Linked DNA regions of Mus musculus: regions 1, 2 and 4 are each linked to region 3. The links are chromatin loops, found by intact Hi-C in ENCODE. Cell type or tissue: heart. All regions are shown on one strand. Each heading gives the region's core, and the rest is flanking DNA. Links, peaks and the distances in the headings are about the cores only.

The links. A loop is a pair of places that touch in the nucleus more often than their neighbours do. Peaks named below come from ENCODE experiments on the same cell type or tissue, not always from the same donor. Only the 100,000 strongest peaks of a DNase experiment are listed, where the experiment ranks them.
Region 1: a loop joins it to region 3, with 7 times the contacts of the local background. A loop is called at or near these places in 36 of 42 quality-filtered maps.
Region 2: it touches region 3 in a loop (7-fold over the local background); 14 of 42 quality-filtered maps call a loop at or near these places.
Region 4: a loop joins it to region 3, with 8 times the contacts of the local background. A loop is called at or near these places in 17 of 42 quality-filtered maps.

The regions. Positions count from the first base shown.
Region 1 is chr16:35,108,481-35,116,004 of GRCm38, forward strand. Hacd2 (3-hydroxyacyl-CoA dehydratase 2) reads left to right here. Exons shown (of 7, transcript NM_023587.2): 7 at 1-695. Among named protein-coding and RNA genes, the nearest start is that of Adcy5, 43 kb to the right of the region's middle. In heart, for the core only: a CTCF peak has its summit at 2,919 (motif pointing right); a DNase peak (open chromatin) is centred at 2,121; H3K4me3 peaks cover 828 bases; H3K27ac peaks cover 2,935 bases.
Region 2 is chr16:35,153,260-35,160,783 of GRCm38, forward strand. Adcy5 (adenylate cyclase 5) reads left to right here and starts at 1,605. Exons shown (of 21, transcript NM_001012765.5): 1 at 1,605-3,976. The coding sequence starts at 2,840. In heart, for the core only: CTCF peaks have their summits at 2,621 and 3,310; DNase peaks (open chromatin) are centred at 1,042, 1,922, 2,612, 3,112 and 1 weaker place; H3K4me3 peaks cover 5,000 bases; H3K27ac peaks cover 4,255 bases; H3K27me3 peaks cover 2,680 bases.
Region 3 is chr16:35,267,791-35,275,314 of GRCm38, forward strand. It overlaps Adcy5 (adenylate cyclase 5), which reads left to right. Exons shown (of 21, transcript NM_001012765.5): 5 at 1,166-1,293; 6 at 3,048-3,206; 7 at 4,289-4,430; 8 at 6,635-6,775. Among named protein-coding and RNA genes, the nearest start is that of Gm46550, 42 kb to the left of the region's middle. In heart, for the core only: CTCF peaks have their summits at 2,816 (motif pointing left), 4,006 (motif pointing left) and 4,843 (motif pointing left); a DNase peak (open chromatin) is centred at 2,821; H3K27ac peaks cover 1,767 bases; H3K27me3 peaks cover 1,131 bases.
Region 4 is chr16:35,057,567-35,065,090 of GRCm38, forward strand. The region is part of intron 3 of Hacd2 (3-hydroxyacyl-CoA dehydratase 2); the gene reads left to right. Among named protein-coding and RNA genes, the nearest start is that of Hacd2, 39 kb to the left of the region's middle. In heart, for the core only: a CTCF peak has its summit at 3,669; no DNase peak of the experiment used is centred there.

The DNA of each region.
Region 1 (7,524 bases), core at 979-5,978, 160 kb before region 3:
GAGTCAGCCATCACCCTCGCAGCAACCACCTGACTGCAGGTCAGATCTCCCCCAGGGGCCCTCTGCCAAAGGGACAGAGTCTTTGAGGTGCACAGGGGCCCTCTGTAGACTTGTATGGCTAATCTGCGTCATGCTGAGGCTGGGACCACCATCATAAAGGCCCCACGGAGTTAGTCATGGAGTAAAGCACTGTCCTCCCAGACAGGAAAGTCTAAAGCAAACTGAGCAAGAGGACAGTGTGGATGGTGCCCGGCCAGAAAGACAGGAGGCAACCGTGCCTTGCTTTTCACTTGTGTTGGCTTTACATTTCTATTAAAAGCCTGGTGTTGCTGAGGTCCAACCTGAAAACCATACTCAGTTCTGAGTTTCAGATAAACCATTATAAAACATCAAAGTCACTACACACTGCTCCTTTGAAATTTGGGTAAAAAAATTATACAACCATATATATAGTCATTTTGTATTTTTTCTATGTTGTGAAAACCAAAATTGTAATTTTATAAGTCTTTGATTCACTAAAATTATATAATTTAAATGTATTTTTTGTATATTTAGGAATAAGGAGCTCAAAAACTATGCTTAACTTTCTACGCATGCACTTGAAAGCTGTTTTTATCTGATATTAATGTAGTAAGTTATACTCATAAAACACTGATACATGTTGCATTCCAAAATAAATTGGTGTGTGCTCTGCCTGGGTCTGATCTGGAGCCATGTTGCAAGAATGTGGAAACTCCCATTCCATTATGGACTCCGCTTGTCCTTTGATGATTTTCAAGCCTGTTGCTGATATTACTGGTTCTGTACTTAAAGGAGAAATAGGCTTTATTAAGTGGTTTCTCTCAGCCAGTTCGACGTCACACACACCGAGGCAGTCTGCCAACATGCCGACATGCTCACAACATGAGCAACCCCTCCCCCCTAGGAACCAGGGATCTAAAACATCAGTCAGAAGAAGTCAAGACCCTCGGTCCCACAATGAGGGTTTGGTTTTGTTTGCTCTGGGCAGTTTCTGAGGAGCATTTCCTTTTCAGCCTTCTAACGTTTCGCTGAGCCCCAACCTGGCAGATGAGTGTCTCCCAGTAGTGTCTGTCTTTCATAAAAACTACATGTACCTCACCTAAAAATGACTCCAATTCCAGAACATTCCTGGGAGGTTTTCACAATGTCAAACTCAAACATAAGTGCTGGAGGGACCTGGGTTAGAATGTCCCCAGCAGGGTCCCTGCTGACCCTCCCACTCTGGATCCCAGTTTCTTAGAGAGGTCTCCATGAACAGGCTCATCAGGCCGTTTGACTACACAAGACCCTTTGTTCTCACTTAGGAAAACCGACTCCGAGCAGCAAGTGGCAAAGCCAGTGGTCAAGGCTGCCTGTGCACAGCCTTTACAGTTCTAGCATGGTGGTGGGAGCTGGGTCTTTCTGATCACCATTGTCTACTTTGTGGCAATTGTATGTGTATGAGCCTTGTCGTAGAAGAATTGCCTGTAATTAGGAAGCCGCCTGCCTGTTCACAGTGTTCCAAAAAGGCTGCTGGGTTCTGTTCCTTTAACAAGAGTAAAAACTAGCATTGCAATTCATCATATTGGTTTTTTTCTTTTTAATCCCAGCCTTACAAATAGCCTGGCTCATTGTCAAGCCATTTGGTAGTGAAGAAACTGTTATAAGTAACTATTACCAAAAATAGCCATACCTATTAACATTCCTCTCCTCGCATCTAAGAGCCAGACTAGGGGAGACTCGTGAAGTTCTTTTGTGTGTGTTTTTTTTTTTTAACCAACACTTTCTTTGAAAAATATGAGGGGCTATTCCTTTTTTTTTTTTTTCCTATTTAGTGTGACACCCATGGTGTTACATGGAAAAAAAATCTCCATACCAAAATTAATTTTTCCCACAAAAGGTAAATTTGCTTGGTGACTCCCATTGGGTCACAAACCTAAATCAATGAGAGGTTTTGTGTTGAAGCCCCTGATGCTCCCTAATTCTAGAGCACAAACTCCTTTCCACAGCAGGACCTTCACATCTGTATGGCAGTGGGTGGATGGAATCCAGATGTCCTGCAGAGTTGCAGCCTGGTTGAACAGTCTGTAACGCCATTCCCGCCTCCATGTTGTGCTGGCCAGTCATCCCCACTAGGGGGCAGCACCTCCAAAGCAATATGGGCTTCAGGAACCAGCCTCAGCCCAAGCAAGGATAGGAAGGGGCAGAAAGGCACACAGATGAAAATTAGTCACGCATCTATTGTCCATATAAAGCAAAGACAGGTTTGGAGCCCATTCTGGAGGCGTACAGAGAGAAAGCAGCTTGGGCGCACGCTTTGAGGGTCGTGTGTTCTCCCCCCCCACCCCCCAGTGCCCTCCTGTCAAGGACTGTGCCACCCAGAGCTTTGATGGGGGAAGAAGGGCTGCAAGCAGGTGTTTGCACTGCTCAGCAGCAGAGCCTGCATGTGATTATTTCAAATGCCCCAGGAGAGCCTTTCCCACTCTTGCTGTCTCTGGATATTTTTGGAGGGCAGTCTGGGCCATGAGAAAATGTCAGGCCACCTTATAAGGCGGTGTCTGGACCCGAGAGTGCTGTCTGCAGCTTGTTGGGTACACTGTGCACTTAAGTTAACTCGACTCTTGGACTGTGGATTTTCTCACAGATTCCAAATACTCTGTCTCTGCCATGAATTATTCTCTTTAACAGACTGTAGATCTGTCTCCAGAGAGAGCTGTTTAAATGGCTACCATACTGAAGGTACCAAGCAGGTCACCGGAGGCTCCCTCAACCACACTGTGCCTGTCATCCACAACAGCCCTGAGTGGCAGGAGTGGGTGGATATAGGGGTGGGGGGTGGCGTCTGGTTTAAAACACGGAGACAAAAAAGGAAAGTTTTCTGTTCCCTTTCACTCTATGAATGTATTTTGAGTCTCCAAGAGGGGGCGCTGTGCCAGACTTTCCAAACCTGTTCACACACACAAACACACACCAAGGCTTCCTGAACACACCTTGAAAAACATCACTGTAGAAGGCTGCTTTCCCCACCCCTTCTTGGGGATGACGAGAGTGGGGCTCAGCCTGAGATCCAGGAAGCTACTACTTTGGTTTCTACGTGGTTCCCGATGCTTTAGAAAAACCCCCCTCGTGAAATAAATAAGTGGATCCTTAGATTACTGACGCACGTGTGCTCAGCCCCAGATGGAGTGTGTCGGTTGCTGTTTTCCAGTGGGTGTAAAAGGCGTCACGGTCACACGTGAATCTGTTGCAGAGACGGGTAGGGATCGGCAGCCCCAAGCCGAGTTCAGTCCCCTGCACCTCAGTATTCTCAAGTATTCTCTCAAGTATTCTCAGTATGCACAGCATGAGTGTGCCTAAACGCCATCCTCCTCAAATCCTCCGGATGTTATCTCTGATGCCACCTAGGCTGGGCATGCTGCTGCTCACACCCGTAATCCCAGCTGAAGCAGTGGATTTCTTTGATGAGGATAACCTGAATTAGAGAATGAGTCCCTGCCTCGGGGCGGTGGGGGTAGGGGAGGCTGTCAGAAGCAAACCCTCCAGTTTTTGCTACCAAAATTCTAAAGCTGATTTGGGAACATGCTTTCGATCCTGTCAGCCTCTACCCAGGGCTCATCCGTCTCTTGTGCTTCAGACAGTCCAAGTCTCTTGGTGCTTCCTCTGAGCTCTGGCCTCCCTTGCTCTCCTTGTCCCCTGCTTCTCTCTTCGTCTCCTGTCATGCTGTGCCACAGATGGGGTTCTCTCAAGATTACTAGTGGTCTTCGGGTTATGGGACACAGGGCACACTCTTTATTTAGTCCTTGTCTTAGGGCTGGACACCCAACAGTCTTGACTCTAGAAACCATGATAGGTTTTGGAATAGATGGTGAGGTTCAACAATGGCCGATGCTAGCCCAGAACTCTTGGTTTCTCCTCAGTGTGTTTCCCAAAGAATTTATGGAGAGTAAACCAGAAAGTGTTGTGACTAATCTTTCCAGGGTGGAGTTCCTCTAGGATTTGAGAAAAAAAAAAGCCTCAAAACATTCCTTCTTAAGCCAATGAGAAGTGGTCACATAGACTAAAGGAAATTATGAGACCTTCCAGACTCACTTTAAATCCCATCACTCTCCCCTCCAGCACCAGTACTGTGAGGGGAAGACAGGTGGAGCGCCTGTGCCCCCGTGCCAGGCACCAGCCTGGCCTTTGCAGGTGGAGGGCTAGGTCAGGAAGGACAAGGCAGTTTCCAAGGAGAGCTAGAGAGAGCAAGCCCCACTCCTCTCTCCACTTAAGCCTGGAAGAGGCCCCAGAGATTACATCCCTATGCACCGACCTCTTAAGGCTCATCAGCTCCGCTTGCTCCCATAGTGAATGTAGCTCCATCAGAACCATGAGACTCTGCATCATGATCAGCATCCCTCTTCCTTGGGGAGGGGCTGATGCGTAGGCATCTCCCTGGGAACCAGCATCCTCCCTCCCGTCGGCAGCCATCTTGTGGCACTGTTCTGTGTGCTTTAGCCTGTGCTGTTTTTCTCCTGTTTTCTAGGCCATTGTCTTCCGTCTCCTTCCTAACTCACTTTCTCACACACCAGGGTATGCCTCAAGAAGAATGCATGAGTCCACCCTGCTCCTGCTTACACCTGCAGCCCATGTTTTGCTCACTCCTGTCCGTGGTTGTATTTGTAGGGCCATGTGGAGTTCGACAGTGGGTGTGTCCACAGCATGCTTGTGGAAGTCAGGAGGACTGGGGTAATCCTTTCTCTCCTTGCCCCGTGTGGGTTCTGGGAATTGAACTCAGGCTGTCCTGATTGGCAGCAGCCAGTGCCTTTACCTGAGAAGCCATCTCCCTGGCCCTCTTATGGAGAATTTTGAAGAACATTGTAGGACTCTTGATCTTGGAGGTTCTGACTCAGCTTCGAGTCTCATTCTAACCCAAGAACTCTGGCCAGCAGGGCCAGAGCAGATCTAGCCTGGGGAAAGGTTCTACTGGACACTTGCCATTTTTTTTTTTTTTTTTAATCAATTGCCAACAACTTAAAACTGAAAGACACCATTTAGTCTTCAAAAGGCAAGGCGTCGGGAGTGGACATTCCCCATGAGGCCTTGCTGACACCCAGGGAAGACTTCCCGTGTTGGATCTGATGCTAAGGGAAGGAGCAAGTTCTCAGCCCAGTGCTGTCTGTATAAAGCCTGCCACTCAGCCTGCCACTGACCACTCAGGTCCTGGAGGCCGCTGGAGCAGGTACTAAGATGGGGAACAGATCTCAGACTTTGAGCTCCATCTGTATGCCTCTCTAACCTCCACAGGGAATCCATAACCGTCTATTCACCCTTCCAAACTGAAACTCCTCTCCTTCCCTTACCTGGCACAAACCATCATCCCCTACAGCCCCCCTCTGTTCCCCTTCTCCCCTCTGAATGGCCTCCATCAGACAACCACACAAGGCAAGCCCTAGAGCCATCTCCTCTCTTCTGGGTCCTCACCCATCCTTACTTTACTCCGTTGTTAAATCCTGTTGATATTACCTCCTGGGGATCCACTGAGTCTATCTGCTTCCTCACTGACTCCTCCCTGTCTAAGCCAACATCGATGCTGTCTGGACCACTCCCTCTCAATGAGAAGACAATAGAGGCCTCTGAGCTCTCCTGCTCCCCACCACCACCATTGCCCACAGAGCTTTTTGAAAATACAAATACGTCCTTGTGACTGTTGCTGATAAGGTGAAGAAGAGACCCCTGAACACAGCCAGGACCCACCTGTGCCCTGTGCCCGCTTCTGTCCCCAGCACCTCTGCTTCCTACATTCAAGAAGCCTTGCACTGTTCCCATGTCCTATTCTCACTTGGCCTGTTTTCCCACAATCCCTCAAGGGATGATATTCACTCTCTCTGCACCCAGATAACCCTTTCCCATCTTCCGCTGTCGGCTGTGGCCTTGCCCCTTGAAGTGGTCCAAGACCAGTGCTGGCATTTCTCCCAAGCACCCCACAGTGGTAAAGTTGCCAGAATGCAACATGAAGCCAAAGACCCAATCTACTTTAAAATCAGATAAACGGTGGGTGTTCTGGCGAGTCTCCTGCAGGGTGTTTAGTTTCTAAATTACACGAGCATACCTATTTCAGATCACTGACCCCACCGCTGTCTCTCCTCAACTTCCTGTGCAGACTGTGGGCTCTCTGATAGAGGACCCTTCCCAGGCCTGTGTTGCATTATGATGCCTGCCTGCCACTGCAGCTAGCTGGGTACACAGGCAGGAGGTGAAAAGATGTTTTGACTGGAATCAGGTTCTAGATTCTAGGAAAAACCTGAGAAAGGCAGTGTGTTGCAGACCCACAGGCCCCAACGCTCACAGTTCTCTCCCTCCACTGTGCTGTCTCCCCACCCTCACCCCCATTCCTGGAATGAAGCTTCATTCTACATGAATGACATGGGCAGCCTCTCAGAGGTCCTGAAGCCTAGTTGGTGACTTGTACCCATAGTCCCAGGTCATTTTAGCCTAGGAGTTCAACATCCGGGGCATATAGTAAAATGTTATCTTAAAGAAATAAAGAAAGCAGGCTGGAGAGATGGCTCAGCAGTTAAGAGCAGAGGCTGTTCCCGAGGAGAATTTGGGTTTGGTTCCCAGAACCCACACGGCATCTTACAACCTAATGTGACTCTAGTCTCAGGAAACCCCTCTGCTGGCCTCTGTTGGCACCAGGCATACATGTGGGGCCCATACATGTGTGCAGGCAAACACATACAAATAAACAATTTTTTTTTTTTATTTTAAAGAAAGGTGTAGGGAGGTGGTTCAAACTGACAAAGTGTTTGCTGAATAAGCATGGGAACTGGAGCTCTGCACCCACTTAAAAAAAAAAAAACAACAACAACCAAACCTACAAGAACAACAAAGGCATCAGGCCTGTTGGAGTTCCCTATAGTCTCAGTACAGGGGAGTCAGAGGCAGGCTCCCTAGGCCACACTGGCACTCAATCAGACAGCTCCTGGTTTAATGAAAGACTTCATCTAAAAGAAAGAAAGAAAGAAAGAAAGAAAGAAAGAAAGAAAGAAAGAAAGAAAGAAAGAAAGAAAGAAAGAAAGAAAGAAAAGAAAATGAAGGACAGGTGAGGAGACCCCCCCCCCCATGCCAACCTCTGGCACAAGCACACACGTACATACAAAATTAAGTAAAATGATAAATCAGTCCGTGGAAGCTGGCTGCTGAGAGACTAACACTGCCCCTCTCCTAGCCCCCTCCCTTTCCCCTCCTCCTCTCCTACCCCTATTCCCCCACTCCACCCCCGCCAAAGGCGCACTTCGATGACTTCCCAGAAAAGCTCAGAAGCCTTGGAAGGTGGAGGTCCTGAGAGCGTGGAACCTCCTGGATCCTGGGCTACAGTGCCCTGCATGGCTGCCTTTAGGCTGAGCTCAAAGCTTTCCCCAACTTGTGGAGGGGAGAGGGGGAAGTGGGGAGGGTAGGTAGGCCTTTAGGAACCCTGTGGAAGACTCCCAGCTGCTAGCAGCTTGCTTATGGTGAGTACCTAAGGCCTAGGGTCACTGAGAAGCA
Region 2 (7,524 bases), core at 988-5,987, 110 kb before region 3:
CGTACACTGACAGGCTCTTGGAATCCTGTTGCCTAGTGAGTGTGGCTGAGCCAGAGGGGCTGGCCAGCTTTGCTCCCTCCCTGATTACACGAGTTCCAGACCCAGTTTGCTGTCTTTTCCTGGTAGCATCCAGCCCGGTACAATGCTTTGCAAGTTTCCAGCGCGATAGGGTTTGGCTGGCTAGGTTCGTGTTGCTTTTACTACTTAGCCAACCATAGATTACTCAAAGGCTGGAGGATTACTCAAGATCCCGTTTACGCAGATCCCTTGGAATTCTTTTTTTCTCTCCTCCCGGTTTGCAGCTCTGGCAAGGTTTATCTTCAGTTGCCAAGGAGATGAGCAGTGGAGGAGGATGTGGACCTCTAGGCTTCTTGTCAACTTTGGAGGACGGCAGAAGGATGAAGGGGCTGACAGCATACAAGTCACCCTCCCCAAGCAAAACTGCCAGAACTCCGGTTAGGACAGCTTAGGGGGTCAAGGGAGCTGAAGAGGCAGACAGACCCAGATCTTCTACTCAGCTGTCTACTCTTGTCTACCCTTGCCTTTATTCAGGAGTTCCCAGAAGGGTCATTTTTGCTTCCCTGACTGGCAAGGAGACTAGCTTGCCTGTGGGAGCATCTGGGTAGGTGTGGAAGCCAGCGTAGCACTGAAGAAAAGATCTTTGGATTGTGGGTTAGGAGACCTGTGTGGTGTATTCCAAGTTGGCTAAGTTCTTAGAGCCTCAGTTTCCACATTTGCAAATAGGAAATAGCTACACAGGCCCTGTCCCCCATCCGAGCCCATGGCTGTTACTAGAACCACATGGGATTTAAAACACATGAACAGGCAAAGGGCTCCTTATAAACGCCAGGTGTTCCCACAGCTGTCAGTGGTGTTTCCTCTTAGTAACTATGCTCCAAAGTGGTCCTGCTCGCCCCACCCTGGCTGCATCGGCCTCACCCACTGCTAGCAACTCCATCTTTTCCATCGCTGTCTTTCTGTGCCCCAGACATCCTCAGTCTCTGCATCTCCCTAGTTCATTTCCGGGTCTGGCTCTGGGTCCCTCCGTCCTCTCTAGGGACTCTGTCTCCAGTTCCCTGCGGCAGTAGCGGTCGGGGCGCCCCCCACCCGGCGCGCCCTCCGTTGGCACCGTCGCCGGGCCACAGAATCGCCCAATAAGAGCGCCGGACTCGAGTCTGACAGCTCTGGAAGCGGCCAATAGAGCCGGACCAGAGAAGGGGGGAGCAGCACCGTAGCTGAAGTTGGGCTGAATGGGGGTGGGGGAGAAAAGGGTAATAAAAAGAGGGGAGATAGGACTGGGGTCGCAGGACCCGATCGGGGGTGGATTGCCCGCTACCCAGGTCCGACGAGGGATCCGCCCGTTGACCCGGCTCCAGGCACCAGGGAGGGAGGGGCGCAGTGAAAATATAGGTGAGGAAGGGGAGCGGGGGTCCCTGCGGCTCCCGGGCCCGGCTTGAGTATGTTCGCGGGGTGCCGGGGCCAGGACGCGGGCGGCGGCAGGGCAGAGGGCGGAGGCGGCCGCACGCCGCTGTGAGCCGAGGCCCGAGCGGCGCGGGGGGCGGGGAGGCGGCGGGAGGAGGGGATGCGGAGGGCGCTCCGGCGGCGGCGGCGGCGAGCGGGCGAGAAGGGAGGAGCGGCGCGAGCGGCCGGAGCGGCGCAGGGCCCGAGGCGTGCATGGCGCGCCCGGAGCCGGGCTCCCTCGGGCCCCTCGGGAGCGCCCCCGGGGCGCCGCGGCTCTTCGGCCGGCCCTTATCGGCCGGCTGCTGTTGAGCCGCAGCCCTCCATCGCTGGATGCCGTGGTCCCCGGGAGAAGCCCGCCTGCGTTGGGGCAGAACGGCGGCGGCGCTGCGCCGGATTCCGCCCTCCGCGTAGTGGTTCTGCGCTCGGCTACGGTGGGCCAGCCGCCGGCAACGAGGAACCCAGGGCTTGCGGAGCTAGCGACTCAACCCTCGGGACCTGCCGGAACGGGCCGGCCTGCTGGGTCTGGGGGACAGGAGGAGACGAGAGGGGAAGGGCCGCACCGCAGGAGCCGGTCCTCGCCCCCGCCCCCTGCGCGGGCACGCCGGAGGCTCTGTTCGCCTTTCGCGGGGGCCACGCTCCCACTCGCGCCTCCGGAGGTGGGGGATGCGGGCGACGGCCCCCCCGGGCTCCAGGACCCTCCTCCCCGGGGCTCCGGAGCTCTTGCTCCGCCCGCCGCCCCCTCCCCCGTCCTCTCCACCCCCCATCCCACCTCCCCACCCCTCGTAAGAAAATAATGCTGGCAGGAGCCTGCACCTCCCAGTCGCTCCCAGTGCGCTGCGAGCAAAGGGCACCCGCTGCGTCTCCGTGCCGGGACCCCTGCCGAGCCGCCCTCGCCGCCACCTTGCTGGGAGAGTCGCTGCTCTCGGCTTAGGCAAAAGCCACGAGCGCCGCGCCCGGGAACTGCCAGCTTCGGAGAGGCGCCGCCCGCAAGGACACCTCTCCGTCCCGCCTGCTCCTCAACTCCCAGCCTGAGCTCGACGCGAGCCAGGAGTCCGGACATCTCTGCGTCCGGCGCAGCAGTCAGAGCTGTCCCCACTGCCACCGCTCGGAGCCAACTCCGTCTCGGACCTGGGACTCTGGACTCTAATTCGTAGCTACTTCTCACCTCGGGGCTGCGCTGTCTCCCCGCTAGCCTTCCCGTTGTCCTCCACCGCTCAGGACGGGGGTGCCACGATGTCCCGCTGCTGCGCAGGGCCCCGGGCCTCCCTCGACGTGTGACCCTAGCCTGGTCCCCCTGCTTGGCTGTCCGCCCTCTCCTTGGAGACCCCCGGCCCGGCCCCCGGGGGAAGAGGAAGAAGACGACGAGGCCGAGGGGGGGATGTCCGGCTCCAAAAGCGTGAGCCCCCCGGGCTACGCTGCACAGACAGCGGCGTCGCCAGCGCCCCGGGGAGGCCCGGAGCATCGCGCCGCTTGGGGAGAAGCCGATTCCCGCGCCAATGGCTACCCCCACGCCCCCGGGGGATCAACCCGCGGCTCCACCAAGAGATCTGGGGGAGCGGTGACCCCACAACAGCAGCAGCGCCTGGCCAGCCGTTGGCGCGGTGGCGATGACGACGAAGACCCTCCACTAAGCGGTGATGACCCTCTGGCTGGGGGCTTCGGCTTCAGCTTCCGCTCTAAGTCCGCCTGGCAGGAGCGCGGTGGCGACGACGGCGGTCGCGGCAGCAGGCGGCAGCGGCGGGGCGCGGCTGGAGGGGGCAGCACCCGGGCGCCCCCTGCGGGCGGCAGCGGCAGTTCGGCGGCGGCCGCAGCGGCCGCAGGTGGCACAGAGGTGCGCCCCCGCTCGGTGGAGCTGGGCCTGGAGGAGCGTCGAGGAAAAGGCCGAGCGGCCGAGGAGCTGGAGCCCGGGACTGGCATCGTCGAGGATGGAGACGGGTCGGAGGATGGAGGCAGTTCTGTGGCGTCAGGCTCTGGGACCGGCGCGGTGCTGTCGTTGGGCGCCTGCTGCCTGGCCTTGCTGCAGATATTCCGCTCTAAGAAGTTCCCGTCGGACAAACTGGAGCGTCTGTACCAGCGCTACTTCTTCCGCCTGAACCAGAGCAGTCTCACCATGCTCATGGCCGTGCTGGTGCTTGTGTGCCTGGTCATGCTGGCTTTCCACGCGGCGCGCCCCCCGCTCCAGATAGCCTACCTGGCCGTGTTGGCAGCTGCTGTGGGCGTGATCCTTATCATGGCCGTGCTCTGCAACCGTGCAGCGTTCCACCAGGACCACATGGGCCTGGCCTGCTATGCGCTCATTGCAGTGGTGCTGGCCGTCCAGGTAGTGGGCCTGTTGCTGCCACAGCCACGCAGCGCCTCCGAGGGCATCTGGTGGACCGTGTTCTTCATCTATACCATCTACACCCTGCTGCCTGTGCGCATGAGGGCTGCGGTGCTCAGCGGGGTGCTTCTGTCGGCTCTCCACTTGGCCATCTCTCTGCACACCAACTCCCAGGACCAGTTTCTGCTGAAACAGGTAGGGCCCCACTAGGCCACACTTGATTGAGGGGTAGGCAGACCTCGACCTGATTTTTAGAGAAAAGGGATGAAGTCTACACCAGTTAAAAGTGGTCAAAAGTAACCAGAGAGACAAGGCTTCATGCCACGCCACATCACGCCATGCCTAGCTTCTTTACCTACTAAAGACTACTCTTGTAAGGCTTGTAATGCTGTTGGCCTGGTAGAAGACATTCCTCGAACTAGTCACAATTGCCAACTTAAGCAAGAAAGGGGGATTTGAGAAATGTTCAGAGTCCCTATTTCTCTCAGAACTTCTGGTCCTGTATAAACAACACTCCCAACCTAAGTGGCTGGACCCTCTAGCAGCCGACCCCTCCTGAGCTCCTCTGGGTTTGTTAGCTAGTCCCTGGTTCCAGCCTTGTGGAAGACTGTCGCCCAGTCTTAAGGAGGAGGCTGTAACCCTGCCCCCTGAGGCTGGACTGCTGGGAGTTGTTGAGCTCTTTAAGCAGGACTGATTAAGTTAGCTTTCTCTTCCAAAGTGACCCAAGCCACAACTCTGCCTTTAGCACAAGGGGTAAGGAGCTCCTGAGATGTGTGTGATTCCCATCCCCTTTCCAGCTGGGCAGAGCACCACACTCCCTTCCAATGGACATTCCTGGATGGTGCCCCGTAGGAACTTTATATCCGTACAGGGACCTGTTGGGCAAACAAAGGACTCAGAAGGACAGCAAACTTATGATTCTAACTGGTGACTCAGGCTTGACCCCAGGGTGAGACAGTCTCCCTGGTATCCACACCCTGTTCTCTGGCCCAGTCTATGAGCCCTATGGGGCCTGTTTATTTGTATGTTGCCCAGTTGGAGCATCAACTGGGGTCTTGCAAGTGGGTGAGTGTGGCTTTAGAGCGCACCAAACACTCCTCTACCTCCTTTGGTATCTGCCTCTTTTCACAGGCCCTCTTAACAGAATTCTGTTGTTACTGCTTCCCTCCTCCTTTCCATTTCTACCTTCTTCCCAGACTTTGATCCTATTGAATTCTGCATCCTTATGGGTATGCTCTTCTGAGCCCTCTTAGTACATCCTCAAATAGGAAATAACAGCCGTATAGGTTCTGGCTCTTCAGGAGGCACTGTGACTGGGAGGAACCTCTGTGGGTCCCAAGTTTCTCTCTTACGGTTGACTATGCCCCTTCTACTCCCAGCATTCTCCGTGTGGAGCCTCGCCTCTTGGGAAGATCTCCTCTCATGGCCATGGTGGGTTTTCTCCCCCCTGCTTGGTTAACAGTGGTCCCAGAGGCAAGTTGAAACACTTGTTCTTCTCAGCCACCCATTGACTTTGCTAGTGTAACCTCCTGGGAGTTCTGAGCTCTCTGTCTCTCTCTCCCCACCCCCTTCCCCAGGTATACTAGATACTTACTAGAGATTTAGTAACATCTCTCCAGCTTGGTTGGGGTCCAGTGAGTGGACCAGGTCAAATAGGTGGTAGTGATGTTTTTTTCTGACCGGGTATCAGAAAGGGTGGGGTTTAGAGATCAGCTTTGAGCTTGAGAGCAATCTTTTAAGCTATGGTCGTTGTTTGAAAGTGTAGCTACTGTTGATATGGAGCTTCAGTCTCAGATGGGCGTTGTGTCAGTGGGGGTGGGCACAGCTATTCTTTGGAAGGAAGAGCCTTTGGTTTGTGTGTGTGGCAGTGGAGGTTTCTAGCTCAAGGTATTTACAGCATCAGACTTGAGAGCCTGAGGTCTGACAATAACAGGAAGCAGTCCCGAACATAGGCTTTCGGAGATGGAGCTAAATCCAAGCTTCGTCTTAGCATGAACAGACTGTTGCAATCTTGCTGGCCAGATGGACTTTCCCTGGTGGTTCCTCAGGCTAGCCCTTCTCTCCTCCCTTTCTACTCTACCCTTCCACACACCAGGCTTCTTTTCCCACTGTGGTCTTTAGACTTTGTTATTGGCTGCAGGTTTTGGAGTGTAGGTTTAGACTTAACTTTTTTTTTTTTTCTCTCTAAGTCTAGCAGAGCTCCATAGAAATGGGCCAAGATGGGAACACAAACATCCTTTCTGTTTGGCCTTAGAGAAAACAGCACCTTTGTTTTTGTTTGTACTTGACTTTACCATTCAGATTATGCATCACCCAGAATGTGTCTTTCTTGAGTAAAAACTGTGCTGGGTGACAGGGAAACAGTCATGGACCAGCTGCCTCAGATTGCTCTAAAGCAGCAGGTGTTGGAGGGTGTCTGGTTAGATGGTAAGTTCTTTTCCCTAAGGAAGACACATACCCAGGACAGGTGGTGATAGTAAACCTATTCTGTATTTGAGCTCTGATTCCTTCCACTCCCCACCCCCACCCCCTGCCTCTCCACCCTGTGGTGTCTTGGCCATGCAGTAGGCTGACAGTAAACTGTGCAAACATTATTTCAAGTCTGCAAGGCTAACCTCTACTCTCCTATAGCCCGGGGGCTCTCAGCATGCTTTGGTGTGTACTTTGCCCCGCCCCTTTGATGCGTGGGCTCCACCCTCGGCCCGCCCCTTTGATGCTTGGGCTCCACCCTAGGCTTGGTTAGGGAAGCAGTACTTGGCTTCTTAACATGTTGGTCTTCACTTGGAAGACTACTAAGACCGGAGGTGCAGGGGCCCCTCTTGGTGGCACTGGGTGCTCCTTCCTCTCTCCCCACCTGCTCCTTCCCTCCTCCATCCACTCGCGCACCCCTGTGGATATCTGCCCACCTACCCTTTCCTTGGCCTTTCAGCTAGTTTTACCTCCTCCTTTGGTCTTCAGCCTCTTCTGTGCTCATGTCTGGCTGTCATGGTTTCATCCCCTCACTGGGGTACAGTAGGAGCGCCATAGGTTGTTTTTTTTCTCTCCTCCTTTGCCTGTTAGAGGTCCCTCTGCTACACCCATACCATAAATAACACTCGAGCATCTGCCAAACACATTCCTCACTTGTGTTAATAGGCTGCAATGATGCTGGAGCCTGTTGCCATGGTAACCTCATTTTTGTTTGACTGTATCCCACTCTGCTACATAAAACCTCTGTGTGCACTCACACACAAACAAGCATGCTCCCACAACTATTACCCATGCTTGTCTGTCAAAGAATATTTTGGAGACAATGTCCTTGGGACCTGTGTAGGTGAGGTGTTCGTTTGAACTCCAGAAGACGGTCATTTCTTCCTCCCAGAGATACCTTAGGAAGTAAGATGAATGGAGAAGCTCTTTGGGAAGTAGGGGCACCTTTCAAATGTGGGGTGTTTTATTTTGTGGCCACGTTAAACCTGGCTGGCATGGCTTCTGGGGAGAAGATTCTGTCCCTGTGTGTTTCTTGGGAGCTTGCTGAGTGAATGCCCGTCCCTGGGGACTTCTATCTGCCTTAGCTCCTCGCCCTCTCTCCCAGTCCCTGCCAGAGAAGCTTAGCTTAGTGGTTTCTCGCATGTCTTTTGTACCTGTTTGAACTGACAACTGTCACCAGTTGTTCCAGCCATGAGAATGGCACAAGGCACTGTGTGGGTGATGTTCTGTGACTGAGCACGTGTGAATGACTGCCTTACGGAAGTCAGGGATGG
Region 3 (7,524 bases), core at 798-5,797:
CCCAGACCGAGCCTTTGTGGGTTCCTGTCAGGTAAGTAGCCACCGACTACAGTGTCTGCCCACTGGCACCTTGTTTATAGGCAGACTGTGGACAAGTGACTACTGTGATCGGGGCTTTCTGGGGCCTTGGCGGGTGCTAGATGGTAGTTTCCCATCACTGATATTGAACAAGGTAGATGGGGACATGGTTGTCATCTGCGTGTTGGGTGGACTTCACAGGCACCCATCTTCCACTGTCCCAGCTTCATGGAGTAGCACAGGGTCAGATTCAGGCATCTGCTGTAACCGATCACAATGGCTGGCCATCTCGCTCCCAGTTAGGCGTTGGTGTTGACCCGCCTCCCTGCCCCTGGCACCTGCCTTGAAGTAATGGTGGCAGAGGCAGCAGGTGCTGAACTCTGGTGGCTTCTTGGCGCTCGCGCATGTGTTTACTGGCAAAGCTGAACATTCCTTTGACAAACATCTCAGGCAGGCCTGAGGGTCATGTGGGGTTTTGGCTCAAGTTTGTTTCTGCCTGCTTCAGTCTTTTTTTTAATAAGAAGGTTTAAAACTGTTGATAGACTTATAGGGGTCAGGGTCTGCTTCTGGGGTAAGGAGTGGGACCTGAGATGCTTGCCCAAACAAAAAGAAAAAGAGTGGAGGGGAGAGGAAATGAGAGAGGGGAGGAGAAGAGAGGGGGATGAGGGGATGGGAGAGGAGAGGAAGGAGAGGAGAGAGGGGAGGAGAGGAGAGGGGGATGTGGGGAGGGGGGAGGAGAGGAGGAGAGAGGGGAGGAGAGGAGGGAGGGGAGGAGAGGAGAGGAGGGAGGGGAGGAAAGGAAGGGTGAGGGGAGAGGGGAGGGAGGGAAGAGGAGAGGAGAGAGGGAAGGGGAAGGGAGGGGAGAAGAGAAGAGAGGAGGGGAGGGGAGGGGAGGGGAGGGGAGGGGAGAAGAGTTCCTAGGCTGTGGTGCCTCATTAAGGGCTACAGTGCCTGTCTCCTAGTCTTTGCTCTGTCCCACCTCTCCTATAAGGCTGACTGTGACCAATCCCTGCCCTGACAACAGAATTGTGCCCACTTCTCTGGCAGGCAGCTTACTCCAAGGATGAGTGACTCTCTGTTTCTCATTTCTTTCCCTCCCACTCTCTTTCCCACTAGTTTGGGTTTTTTAAACTAATTTGCTTTCCAGGAGAATCACTGTTTACGGATTAAGATCCTCGGGGATTGTTACTACTGCGTCTCGGGGCTGCCTGAAGCCAGAGCCGACCATGCCCACTGCTGCGTGGAGATGGGAATGGACATGATCGAGGCCATCTCGTAAGTGCTTACCTCTGGGCTTTATCCCCAGGGAACCAAGCCACTGTCTTCTGTAGTAACTGATGGAAGGAGGGAAAGAGTGGGGTGCACCCAGGGCCCCCAGCTAGGCTGCCGGCTAGTTCTGTACCTCACCTTCCATCTCTGCTCCGGGGCTCCTGGCTTTCCCGAAGGAGGCACGAGGAAGGGAGGCTCAAGGTGAAGGAGAGCCGGCAGGAGGAGGCCTGAGCCAATGGGCTGTCCTATAAAACCTCACCGGTCCCCACACCCCGTTCCTGATGTAAAAACATGAGCTGTACTCCTAGGTGGGAGAGTAAGGCTCTTCTGGGCTAGGGAGCTCTCTAGGGATTCAATGGCCGATGATGTATCCTTGTGAGCAACAGCAGAAGGAGCTCGGGCTAGGCTTGGTTGTTCCTGGCCATGGAGGAGCCTGTGTGCACAACCAGCCGGGACTCTGGATCAGGGGAAGTATGCAGTTACTTTGTGCTTTAGGAATGGTCTGAATGGTGACAAAAGTGAAACATGGTAAGGTCAGAGATCAGAGTGGCCAGACAGAAAAGTGGTTAGGGCCTTTGTTTGTTACAGTCACTTCTACCAACTGTCCTCCAACAGCCAGCCAGTGCTGGATGGGAAGGCCTGACTGCTCTGAGACTCAGCCCCTGCAGAGAGAAGCAGGTCCCACTGAGGAGATTGAAAAGCACCAGGAAGCTGTTAGCTCCATAGCAAAGAGAAACAATAGGGCGAGCTGTCCTTATCCTCAAGGGAGTGTGTCCTCAGGCATCTCTGGGCAGAAGGGACTGCTCCAGTGAGGATGGGAGCTGATCCCAGGACAAGAGAGGAGTCCCCAGTCTTTCCTGCAGTTAGGCAGAGTGAGGGGTGAGCCTTTGGGGTGAGCCGCCCACGGGACCAAACCAAATCTCACCACTTGCTGAATCAGGGAAGGGTGGTTTCTAAAAAGTGCAAACTCTGTATTGACCCTTCCCCATCTCTTGAATGACTTCTGCAGACCCTAAGCAGACCTCGAGCCCCAGATACAGGTGGAGAGCTCTCCCTCAGCATAGGAGATTATAAAGGGCCCACCCCATCTACTGGGACTCTTGTGCCCTTGGAACTGTGGCTGGGACCACGATGTCCTGTAACTCAAAGGGCACCTGAGTTCTCTGCACTTTCCCAGTCTCATCTCCTATGTCCTCCTACAGCCCCACCCCCACCCCCACCCTCACCATGAAACCCATGTAAAGATCCTTCTCTAAAAGAAGTGCCACTATCCAGTCAATCAACCTTGGGGAGGGGGGGAACCATCCAGTCTACCTTGCCAGTCTACCTTGCCTCCAGAGATGCATGATTAGGGGTTGGAGTGACTATCTCCCCCATGGGCTCAAGATAGCGCAACAGTCTATCTTGAGTTCTCCAAGCAGTCAGATTGACAGTGGCGGTGGTAATGGAGGTAGCTGGGTGAATAGGGATGGGGGATGGGAGGAGGCACACTTGGTTTTAGTGTGCAGCACCTCGCCACCTTGTGGTCAAGACAGAAATTGCACTTCCCTGGTTAACCTGAATATGCAAGCAAACACCTGCTGCCTGGCCCCTTCAGGTTGACCGGTTTAGACTATTTAGGATGGACCAGAGAGAAATGCATCTTTGACCCCTGCACCTCCCAACTCCCCTTTCACCCCAGCCCCTCCTTCCAGCCTCACCCCTGCTCTGTATGCCTAGCCCCTGACCCTCTCCCAGCCTTACCCCTGCTTCATCCCCAGGTTGGTCCGGGAGGTGACAGGGGTGAACGTGAACATGCGCGTGGGAATTCACAGCGGGAGAGTACACTGCGGTGTCCTTGGTCTCAGAAAGTGGCAATTCGACGTGTGGTCTAACGATGTCACTCTGGCCAACCACATGGAAGCTGGTGGCAAGGCGGGGTAAGTGGGGGCAGGGGAGGTGCAGGTAGAGACCCAAAATTCCTTTCCTACTCACTCTCTCTCAGAAGAGGCTGTCATGATGTGGGACTGGAGGAGGCAGGAAGAGGAGCAGACACACTGGAGCAGATGGCATTAAGAGAGTTTGTGTGTGCGAGCACACACACAAGTGCACAAGGAGGGAATGGGGAGGGGGCTGTGAGTGTAGCTTAACCAACCTAATATGCATAAGATCCTGGATTCAACCCAAAGCACGGCAGGCAAGCAGGCAAGAAGCAAGCAAGCAAGCAAGCAGGAAAGTGCAAATCACCACACTTTATGCACGAGCCGTAGAGAACATTGTCTTAACCTTCCAAGCCTTTGACCAAGTCCTATGTGATAACGGTGGCTTGTGAACGGTGGTAGAGAGCAAGATATTTCAGAGGAGAGAGACCAGTAACCTACAGGACTTTGAAAGCGGGAGTGGGTACCTGGACAGAAAGGTCAGGCCAAAGGACCAGTGGGCAGGGATGACGTGGGAAAGACACAGATGTGGGAAGACACAGTGGATAGAAGTAGCTCAGATAGTTTTTTAGGGGCAGCCAGTGGCTAGGAGGGACCTGGATGTCAGGCTGGGGATTCAGACTCCAGCTTGTAGTGGCAGGAACTGTTGCTGGCTTCTGAGCAAGAATGAGGTGGGTGGGGCTAGAGAGATGGTTTAGAGGTTAAGAGCACTGACTGCTCTTCCAAAGATACTGAGTTCAACTCCCAGCAACCGTGTGGTGGCTCACAACCATCTATAATGTAATCTGGTGCCCTCTTCTGGCCTGTATGAATACATAATAAATCCATCTTAAAAAAAGAAAAGAGGTTCGTAAGATCAGAGGCATGTTCCTTAGGTAGGCTGCCGCAGGCTCAGTCATGCTGGGTGAGGTGTGGGAGGGGCTGGGTGCTGTGGGCTAGCACTGGAAATGACCTGGGAGTGTCCTGTCCGTCACATGTAAGGTGGGCTGCCATTGGAGCCAGAGCTGGGGCCTCGAGGTTTGAATGACATCAGGACGGGTCTTCAGTTCTCAGCTCACGCTTCTGCCCTTCCCCCACTGTAGCCGCATCCACATCACCAAGGCCACACTCAACTACCTGAATGGGGACTATGAGGTGGAACCAGGCTGTGGTGGCGATCGCAATGCCTACCTCAAGGAGCACAGCATTGAGACCTTCCTCATCCTGAGCTGTACCCAGAAGCGGGTAGGTGGGCAGGCCCTGGGGGGGGGGGGGGCAGGGAGCCCCAGTCTTTTGAATGGGAACCTTTTCATGGCCTGCTCTCCTCTCCTTTCCCTGAGGGAAGTCATTAGTTCCCCAGTGTTGCCTCCTGTCTCTCAGAAAGGGCCTGAGCGTGAGCGAAGCCGGGCAAAGCTGAGGGGAAGAGGGGATATTTTCATTCCACTTCAGTTGGAAAAAAAAAAAACCCAAAAACCCCACCGTAGGCCTCAGACCAGTAAGCAGGGAAGGCTCCCTCAGGGTGCAGGAGATGGAGGGGCGAAGCTGAGGAAGCTCCTCTGCCTCTGGCGGTTTGTCTCTTCTCCTCTCTCCTCCTCTCTTCCCTAGTTGGCTGTCAATTCTCACTCTTGTGTTTTTCTCACTCCCTCTGGTGGATATATTTTTTGATGCCTCAGCCTGCATCAACTATCTGCTTGCTTTTAAAAATGTAAAAACTATATTTGCTTTCTGGGCATTGTGTGTGCATATATGTTTGTGAGAGTGTGCATGTCAGGGCATGTGTGTGAAGGTCAGAGGACAACTTGGAGGAATCAGTTCTCTTCTTTCACCCTGCTAGCGCCTGAGGACTGAACCCCAGTTGTCAGGCTTGGCAGCAAGCCCCTTTACAGGCTAAGCCGTCTAGCTGGCCCCTGAGTCTTTGTTCCTTGAAACTTTTCACTTTCTGGTTTCTTTCTTCTTTTCCCTTTGTCTCAGCCCACATCTGCCAAAGGATAAAACTAAATTATTAGCAGGCCTCAGTTCTATTTTTAATAGTGTTGTGTTCTGCGTTCTTAATTTCTAAAGCAAATGGGGCATTTTCTGTTTCTCCCTCCGTTAGAACACCCTGCTGTGCCCTCCCGCTGAGTTTATTTGGTGGCCAGTCCTTTGGTAGAGAAAAACTCCCTGTTGCTTAAGGAGTTAGTGTGGAAAGTAAAAACTGTGTAAGCCAGTCCAGAGAGGCCTGGATGGAGACAATCGGTTTCTAAGGAGAGGCAGGGCAGAGAAGACACTGCCCATCCATGGTGGGGCAGGGGTTAGGGGGAGCAGGAGGACACCTTGACCTGTACCTAAAAAGGGGTCCTGGCTGATCAGATACTCCAGCAGCAGCAGCAAGGGTGTGGGAGGAGAGCTGCACTTTAGGGCAATCTCCTAAACACATGCTTGTTCACCGCCAGAGTATGAATGAACTCTGAGGTCTTCTCCAGCCCTCCCATTATCCCTCCTCCCAGTCTCTGCGGCATAGGCAGCTAGCCTTCATCCTGCCTTCCTTCCTGCCTTGAGCCCTCTGGGTCTTGGTTCCTGCAGTCAGCCGCTAGTACAAAAGGCAGGAAGGAGAGGCAGACTAATGGGGTGACAGCCCAGTCCCTGGAAGTGTGACCTGGAGAGGCTGTGTCCCCCTAAACCCTGCATCAAACATCCTACCTCTGATGCCCATTTGGAACAACAGAAAGGCAGACGGATGCTTAAGGAGTGTTTGCTCATGGGTAGCTGGCTGAGTGTCTGTCCCTGACTTGTTCTAACTCCATGGCAGGGGTCTGAGAGCTGCTTTTTAAAGCTGCAGAGGTCTATTTCTGCTGACAGACCCGAGAAGAAGTAAATACTGGAGTCTAGGGCCCTTCTCCCTCCATCTGTATGCCTTCATCCCAGGTTCTACCCACTCATGAAGCTATAAGCAGAGCCCTAATAGATGTTGAACCTCGTGTTCCAGGGAGGAGAACCTGCCAGGGATGGAGCCCATGGTACAAGCTGGCCCGGCTACCTGGGAGACTGGAAAGGAAGATCAACCCTCCATGGAGTACCCTTCCCCTCCCGTTAGAGGGAGGGCAGGCTGCATGATGCAGACTCTAGCACATCTGTTAGGACTTAGGGAGCTCAGCCTTCAATGGGGGGGAACGGAGGAGAAGGTCGGGCTATTGGGATTGAAAAGTTCCAGGACAGAATCTTGCGCTCAGACTTGTAGGGAGCACTTCTTGCAAGCCACAGGCGTCTCCTACACCCATTTCTTCCTCACGAGACAGCTCTTACAAGTGTCTGTGCCAAGCATCCCAGACTTTGGGGGAGCAGGTTTCAGGGCAGCTGTTTCTCACCCTGCCTGGCCAGACTCTTGTTCCTGAGAGGAGTGAGGCTATGTGCCCACTGGGGTTCTCCCATTTCCTCTGCCCACACACTGAGGTGTCTCTGTTGCCCTTCAGAAAGAAGAGAAGGCCATGATCGCCAAGATGAACCGCCAGAGAACCAACTCCATCGGACACAATCCGCCTCACTGGGGAGCCGAGCGCCCCTTCTACAACCACTTGGGCGGCAACCAGGTGTCAAAGGAGATGAAGAGGATGGTGAGTTTCTGGTGGCAGGATGCTCCTGGGGCTGGGGAGGAAGGCTGTCCCTGAGCCTGAGGGGAATCTAGAAGGGAGGGGAGTAGGGGTCACCCTGACTTTAGGCTGGAATATAAAACACCCAACCCTAGACCAATTCTGGTCCATGTGTCCTACTATCCCATGGCTTGGGGACATAGCAACAGTGCCCTTCCCTCCCTCCGGGTAGAGCTTGCTGGTTTGGCTGCTCAGACTCAGCATGCCACTAGAACTTCCAGCAGCCTCAGTACTGACAACTGAGACGCCATGGAGCTGGGTGACACTGCCCTCCCTGGCCCCTTCCAGCCCTTATCACATTCCCCAAGCAATTGGAAGCATATTCCTAATTCTAACTGCCCAGAAACCATCCCGGTGCTTTTTGGCAAGTGCCTGGTGATGGCCCCCTTTGCTTCTGTGCTGAGACACACCCCACCCCCACTCACCCCACCCCCACTAATGCCAACCTTTTAACAGGAGTGTCAGGCCGAAGGTCATATAGCCACCCAAGGCACTTTGCCTTCTTGGGTGTGGGGACACACACCCCTAGCTCACCCCAAATATAATATAGGATGTGGTGCTGGTTCATAGAGAGCAAAGAGGGATCACCAAAAGCCAAGTGGCAATGGCACTACTGCCACTTTCTGCCCAGACCTCAGCCCCCACTCCTGGGGACACTGCTCAGGTCAGGAAGGAGGGATAATGAGGCTCAGGGCTAAGGGCAGGGTTGTGGT
Region 4 (7,524 bases), core at 921-5,920, 210 kb before region 3:
TCATTTCCCTGGGATCTCCTGTGGCTTTTGTTTTAGCAAAAACGGTTGCTGTGGGAGGTAGAAGGATTGCCATCAGCTTTTGTTTTGGTTTGTTTTTCACTTTTTGAGACAGGGTTTCTCTGTAGCACTGGCTGTCTTGGACTATAACTCACAGAGGTTCACCTGCTGGAAGCAAAGGCATGCATGTGCCACCACCCAACTTTCTTTTGATCTTGGGGTTTTTATTGCAGTAATAGACACCAAAGTAGGACATACATAGATAAACATTTATATAATAAAATACATCTAAATTCTGTCTCTTCTCTCTCTCTCTCTGTGTCTCTGTCTCTGTCTCTCTTTCTGGCTCTGTCTCTCTCTTACACACACAAGGCTTGAATCCCCCAAGGCTTTATACATTGCTAAGCAAGTACACTGCATTAAACTATATTCTCAGCCTCCTTTTGACTTTGATTTTTAGTGAGGTCTTGTAAACAGTTCTTCCTGGCCTTGTATGTGTGATCCTCCTGGCTCTGCAGCCTGCGTAGCTTGGGTTGAAGGCATGTACCACTGCAGATGGCACAGTTGACTGCTGTTCCCCTTTCATTGTACTTTGTCTGGTATTAGGATATGACCTACACCTTATTTTGTTTCCATTTGCCCAGTCGCCTTTGTTCATTCTTTTATTTGTGCCCCTTTAAGTGACTTTTTTCTTATTTATTTATTCACTTACATCCTGATTGTGACTTCCTCCCTCCTCTTCTCCCAGCCCCACCCTCACAAACTTCTCCCCCATCACACCCTTCCATTTTTCTTAGAGAAAGACAAGTCCCCCTTGGGTACCACCCCACCCTGGGATATCAAGTCAAAGCAGGACTAAGCGCATCCTTTCCCACTGAGACCTGACACAGCAGTCCAGTTAGGGAAAGGGGATCCAGTGGTAGGCAACAGAGTTAGGGTAAGTCCCCCACTCCAATTGGTAGGGGACCCACATGAAGACTAAACTGCACATCTGCTACAAATGTGTGTGGGGCCTAGGTCCAGCCCCTGGATGCTCTTTGGTTGGTGATTGAGTCTCTGTGAGCCCCCATAGGCCCAGGTTAGTTGACTCTGTAGGTCTTGTGGTGTCCTTGACTCCTTTGACTCCTTCAGTTCTATCCTGCACTCTTCCACAAGGCTCCCCAAGCTCTGCCTGAAGTTTGGCTGTGAGTCTCTACATCCGTTTCCATCACCTGCTGGATGGAGCCTCTCGGGAGACAGTTATACTAGGTTCCTGTCTGGGATCATAACAGAGTATTAGTAGTAGTGTCAGGAATTGGTTCTTGCCCTTGAGATGGGTCTCAAGTTGGATCAGACATTAGTTGGCCATTCCCTTAATCTTTGCTCCATTTTTATCCCTGTGCATCTTGTAGGCAGGATAAATTTTGGATTGAGGTTTTGTGAATGGTTTGGTGTTCCCCTCATACCACTGGGAGTCCCATCTGGCTACAGGAGGTGGCCACTTCATTCTCCATATCTCTCAGCTAGGATCACCCCCATAAACTCTCGGGAGCCTTCCCTGTGCCTGGTCTCAAGCTCATTTCAGAGATGCCTTCCCATCAATTTCTGTTCTCTTTCATAGCCCTTTCTTGAGCCCTACCTCCACCCCACACCTGATCTCCATCCCTGTTTCCCTTCTTACCCCCCTCTCCCACCCATTTTCCTCCCCCATCCACTTCCAATGTCTATTTTATTTCCCTTCTGAGTGAGATTCAAGCATCCTCCTTTGGGTCCTCCTTGTTACTTAGTTTCTATGGGTCTGTGGATTGTAGCATGAGTATCCTGTACTTTATGGCTACTGTCCACTTATAAGTGAGTACATAACAATACTTGTCTGGATCTGGGTTACCTCACTCAAGATGATATTTTCTAGTGCTATTCATTTGCCTGCAAATTTCATGATGTCTTCGTTTTTTAATAGCTAAGTAGTAGTTCATTGTGTAAGTGAACCACATTATCTTTATCCATTCTTTGGTTGAGGGACATATAAGCTGTTTCTAGTTTCTGGCTATTCCAGATAAAGCTACTATGAACATAGTTGATTGAGCAAGTGTCCTTGTGGTATGGTGGGGCATCTTTTGGGTTTTTGCCCAGGAGTGGTATAGCTGAGTCTTGGGTAGAACTATTTCCAGGTTTCTGAGAAACCGCCAAATTGATTGTCAAAGTGGTTGTACAAGTTTGCACTCCCACCAGCAATGAGGAAGTTTTTCCCTTGCTCCAAATCCTCACCTGTTTAGCTCTCTACCTCATTTTAAAATTGGATTATTTTGTTTGTTGGTGTCTAATTTCTTGAGTTCTTTATATATTTTGGTCTAACAGATGTAGGGTTGGTGAAGATCTTTTCCCATTCTGTAGGCTGCCATTATTTGCTTTTCATGGTGTCCTTTGCCTTACAGAAGCTTTTCAGTTTCATAAGGTCCCATTTATTAATTGTTGACCTTAGTGCCTCTTGGTGTTAACGTTCAGGAAGTTGTCTCCTCCTGTGCCAAAGTGTTCAAGGCAGTTTCCCACTTTCTGTGAGATCTATTGTGTCTGGTTTTATGTTGAAGTCTTTGATCTACTTGGACTTGAGTTTTTTTGCAGGGTGATAAATATGAATCTATTTCCATTCTTCTACATGCAGACATCCAGTTTGACCATCACCATTTGTTGAAGATGTTTTCATTTTTCCATTGTATTATTTTGACTTCTTTGTCAAAGATCAAGTATCTTTAGGAGTGTGGGTTTATTTCTGGGTCTTGGATTCTACTCCATTGATCAACATGTCTGTTTTTATGCCAAATGCTTGCATCTGTTGTTCCTGTTCTCTTTCCTAGGTTTTCCATCTCCAAGATCCCCTCAGTTTGTGTTTTATTTATTGCTTCTACTCCCATTTTCTGTTCTTAAACAGTTTTATTTACTTACTTCACTTGACTGATTGCATTTTCCTGTATTTCTTTAAGGAATTTATTCATTTTCTCTGTAAGGGCCTCTAAGGTTGGCTCTAAGGTCATCATCTTATGCTTCAGCTGTGTTAGGATATTTAGGGGTTGCTGTAGCAAGGCACCTGGGTTCTGATGGTGCCACATTGCCCTGGCTCTTACTGTGTTCTTACACTCTCCTTTCCCATCTGGTTGTCCTCTGGTGTTGACTGGATGTTCCTGATACCAGCAGGACTCCCACAGGAGGCAGGCAGCCTGACAGTGGATCCCAGGGAACAACATGCTGCTCACCTCTTCTGGCTGTGTGCAGTGTAGACACAGTAGACCTTGAGTCACGTTTATATTGATACACGGTTGAGTTGTCTTTTGTAAGTCTTGATAAATAAATTGAACCCATTCATAGTTACTGATAGGACAAATACCGTTTGTTTTTGTTTTTTCTTTTGATGTCAGTTTTTAAAAATATCTTTTATTTATTCTTAGACAAGTTTATACATGTATATCTTATATTTTGATCATATTCACTCCACCAGGATACCCCCATGTGTCCCCTTCCTACTTCATGTCACTGCCTGTTTTGTTTGTAACCCATTTTTGATTGATTTGTGAATAGGCTTTGAGGTGTGGGTGAGTGGAGCCTCACTTGAGGTTGGCAGGGATGAGTGGTAAGTCCTGATTAGTTTTCTCTTTAGTGTACAGGATCCTGCACTTGCAGCCCCTTCTCCACTACCAGTCGCTAGAGGGCACCTCTTGCTTTCTTTTTACCCATCCCTTACCAGTAGTAGGGTCCTTTCAAATTTCAGATTGCTACTCCTGTGGGCTCAAACAGACCCTGTGACTGGTTCTGCAGTTAAGAGGTGTTTTCTACAAAGAGCGTATTGTCTCCTTCATAAGTGATTTGAATCTGATTCTGGCCCCCTGTACTGCTCCTCCCTCTTTTGAGTAATTTTTCTGAATTCTCTTTCTACAAAGATTTGCAGTAGGAGCTCAAGGTAGTTGTGCTGAAATAGAAGTCTCTTGTTTTTCACCTTAAGAATGATTGGAGCCAGCTGGCCATGGGGTTGTCATCCTCTAATCCCAGCACTCAGGAGGCAGAGACCAGCTGATCTCCGTGAATTCAGTGCCAGCCTGGTCTACAGAGTGAGTTCCAGGACAGCCAGGGCTACACAGAGAAACCCTGTGTCAAAAACAAAAACAAACCAACAACAAAAAAGAATGATACTAACGAATAAAAACAAATACTAACCCATATCTGTTAGTTGTGCTAAGGGTTTTGGGTTTGTATGGTTTTGAATTTGTTATTGTTGATCTTTGTACATTTAGAATGGTACTCAGTTGTATAGATATGTTGCGACTTGGATTGGTTGGTTTGTTTTGTTTGTTTGTTTGTCTTTGCCAGTGATGTATTTGTTGACTATGTAGGTGGGTTTTCTTGGTATTTTGTTTTTTGTTTTGTGATGCTGAGGATTAGAACCAGTGTTTTGCACATTGTATATTATAACTGTACCTGTAGTTGTAACTTTGTCTCTGTTGATAATTCCTAGGCAGAGGTCAAGAGTAATGTCATTTGTAGGCTTTTCCTAGTTCCCATTCTGCATTTGTCCTCCAGCAAACCCATAAGTATCTAGAGTTTGTGCTGGCCGTCAATCGAAGGTGCTGAAAAGCAAGGCCCAGCTCACTCCTATGTCCAGGAGACAGGTGGGAAACAAAATGTGACAGACCTTTTCTCAGTGAAATGCAGTGGGCACAAAGGAGAAGGCCCAGAGCTGCTTGGGAGATTTCCACTATAAAGAATGGATATCAGACCCTCCAAGGACAGCACTGAGGTCTCGCCTGAGGTATGGCCATTCACACTTGTGACCCTTCAGTCTGTCTCAGCACCTGCTCCTATCCTGAGATCTTTCTCCCTGTGTTTCTCAAGGGTTGTTGCTGCGTGGGCTTTGGTCCTCAATCACTGTCCTCTTAGGGACCTCCCACTGTGCCCTCACCATTTCTCTGCATCAGTGGCTCCCACTTAATTACTTCTGAGTCACACCTTGGTTCTGCCCTTGCTCATTCTTCAGACACTACAATCCAACTTGCACAGACCCTCCTCATGCTTCACGCTGGCCTGTTCTTACTCCTGTTCTCTGGATCTATGTGGCCCTACCCATTTCTGCCTAGTTCCCAGTCAGAAGCTTAGGCCAGCCTTTGCCTTTTCTGCCATCTGCTTTTCTCTCTGCCTCTTTCCTTCAGAGAACTTTGTTTCTTTTTTCTGTCCATAATTTTATCCTTTTTTTTTTAATCCTTTTCTGAGGAATTGGTGAGAGACTCTGGCTATACAAGTCTGATGGTCTGAGACTGACCCTCAGATGGTAGTAGGAGAGAAGCAGCTCCATGTGGTCAGCCTCTGTCCTTCCTGTCAGGTGAGAATGCGTGTACACACACAGTAACAACTTTTAAGAACCTGTTTGAGCTCATGTCTGCTTTTTTAAAAAAAAAAGCTCTCTACATTCTTTTTTTTTTTTTTTTTTTTTTTTTGTCTTGCCTTGCCTTTCTTTCTCCATCTATTTTCTTCAATCTTGCTCATTATTTTCTGTTTCTTCTTGTCTGCTTGCTTCATCATGTGTCTGGTCTGTATCCCCTGCCCTTAGACTTTCTCCAGTCTCACTTCCCAGGTACCAGTTTGGTCATGACCTGTTCTTTAGAGAGCTTAAGCTCAAAGCAGGAGCCAAACTCAAAAGCCAGGCTCAAAGGCCGAGAGTGTCAAGTATAGGGTCCTTTGGTTTAGAAACAAGGCACTGGCCCCTTTTCCTTCTGAACCCAAGAGATAGACCAGTCTATCCATGGAGCATGTAGGAGTTCCCAGGTGACACCTCTGAGATACTTTGAAGACCTCTGGTGTGACTGGGAGCCCCACCCCCACCCCCCACACACACACCGCAGAAACCTGAAAGCTAATAGAAGATTCCTCAGTGATTAGGACTCGGAGCTTGAAAGGAATGCCATTCAGGTAGAGTAGTAGTCTTGATGTTTTTTATGCCAGTTCTTCACAGCCTTCTGGAGTCGAGGTATGTCTTTAGTTCTTATATAGTTGTAGGTTTGAGAAATATGACTAATATTTTAGTTATTGGGGGGGCAGTTGAGTTGAATAATGTGTTTTGAAATCCTAAGTTGTTCTATTAATGACAGCTACTCAGAGGAGCCAAAGGTCTATAAATAATGGTAGATTAGCACCTTGAATAGACTGTCGGGAATCAAGTAGATAGCTTATTCTTATAGATCTTTGGAGATAGACTACATTGCTTATGTATTGACTTAAAGGAAAAGGAAAAAGCGGTATGTGAAATTTTAGGGCACAAATAATCATTCAGTTTTGTATATATCCCTGGTGTTTTCTTTTGCTTTGCTTGTTTTTCCTGTTACAGATTGAATCCAAGGCCTTTATGCATGCTGACTACATGGTCTACCATTGAGCTATACCCTGCAGCCCTTGTTTAATTTTTGATAGAGTAGAATTTCAAAAATTAATTAGTTCAGTTCATTATGCTTTTGAAGGGGCATAAGGGATTTGTTGTTCTTTCTGAATTGATCAAAATGGTTATTGCTTCCAGAGAGTGAGCTGACACATGAAGTCATTAATTACACAATTGACAACTTATCTAAATGACTTGTGATTACAAATAGGCTTCTGATGAAAGCATCTATAGTACTTCTTTTATTTAGCAGTGGTTTTCTGTTGTGTGTTAAAAGTTGATCACCCCCTCCCCTCAAATCATTGCTTAAAACATGTGCTTGCGGTGTTGGGGCTCAGGACTTCATAAGCAGCTTGGCTGGGTCGTTGTAGCTTAGTGTCCTGTCATTTCAGTCAGTGTCTCAGGTCCTGGACTGGGATGGGGGTGTCTGATAGTAAGAGGGTTCTTTTATTGCCTGACCTCTCAAGACAGGACACATTCCTGGAATATCTCTAAGACATGATAATCTGCTTCCTTCTAGGGTGGGAGCCGCAGTGGCCTCTGTGATGTAGACTATAAAATCATGTGCTGCTGTCTCTGGTTTTTTCTTTGTTAAAGCATGTTACTAAGTGCACACCACAGTCAAGGGGAGAATTAAATTCTACATCTGAAGAAGAGGAGTATCAAAGACTTGGTGCGCATATTTTAATATCACTTTAGACTTGTTTTGACCTGTGTTTTCCCCTTCTTTTGCTGGAGTTGGGCTTGAGGCATAGAGCATCCTTAGTAAATGATGGCTTCCAGTGGTGCTCGTGTGAGCAACAGTGTGGCCACTTTAGGTTTTCCCTTTCTCTCTGAAGTCATGCTTGGGCTACACGTCTCACCCTGTATAGTCTGTGTTTTATCTGGAAAGGTCTCTTTGGGATGGATACATGATAGAAGCTAAGTGAACTGAGGACTTGTTACAGAGTCCACTGTGATGGACAGTCCATGAGCGCTTAGAGCTGGGTGGAGGGCATGTGCTAAATGTTGCTCTTGGACGAGTGTCTGTGCTCATTGCACTTAACATTCATTCACACACTCAGAACACACATATCTATTAAACCCCTTTTAAGTTTTTAACAGTAGGGCTTATTTCCTTTCCTGTTACATAA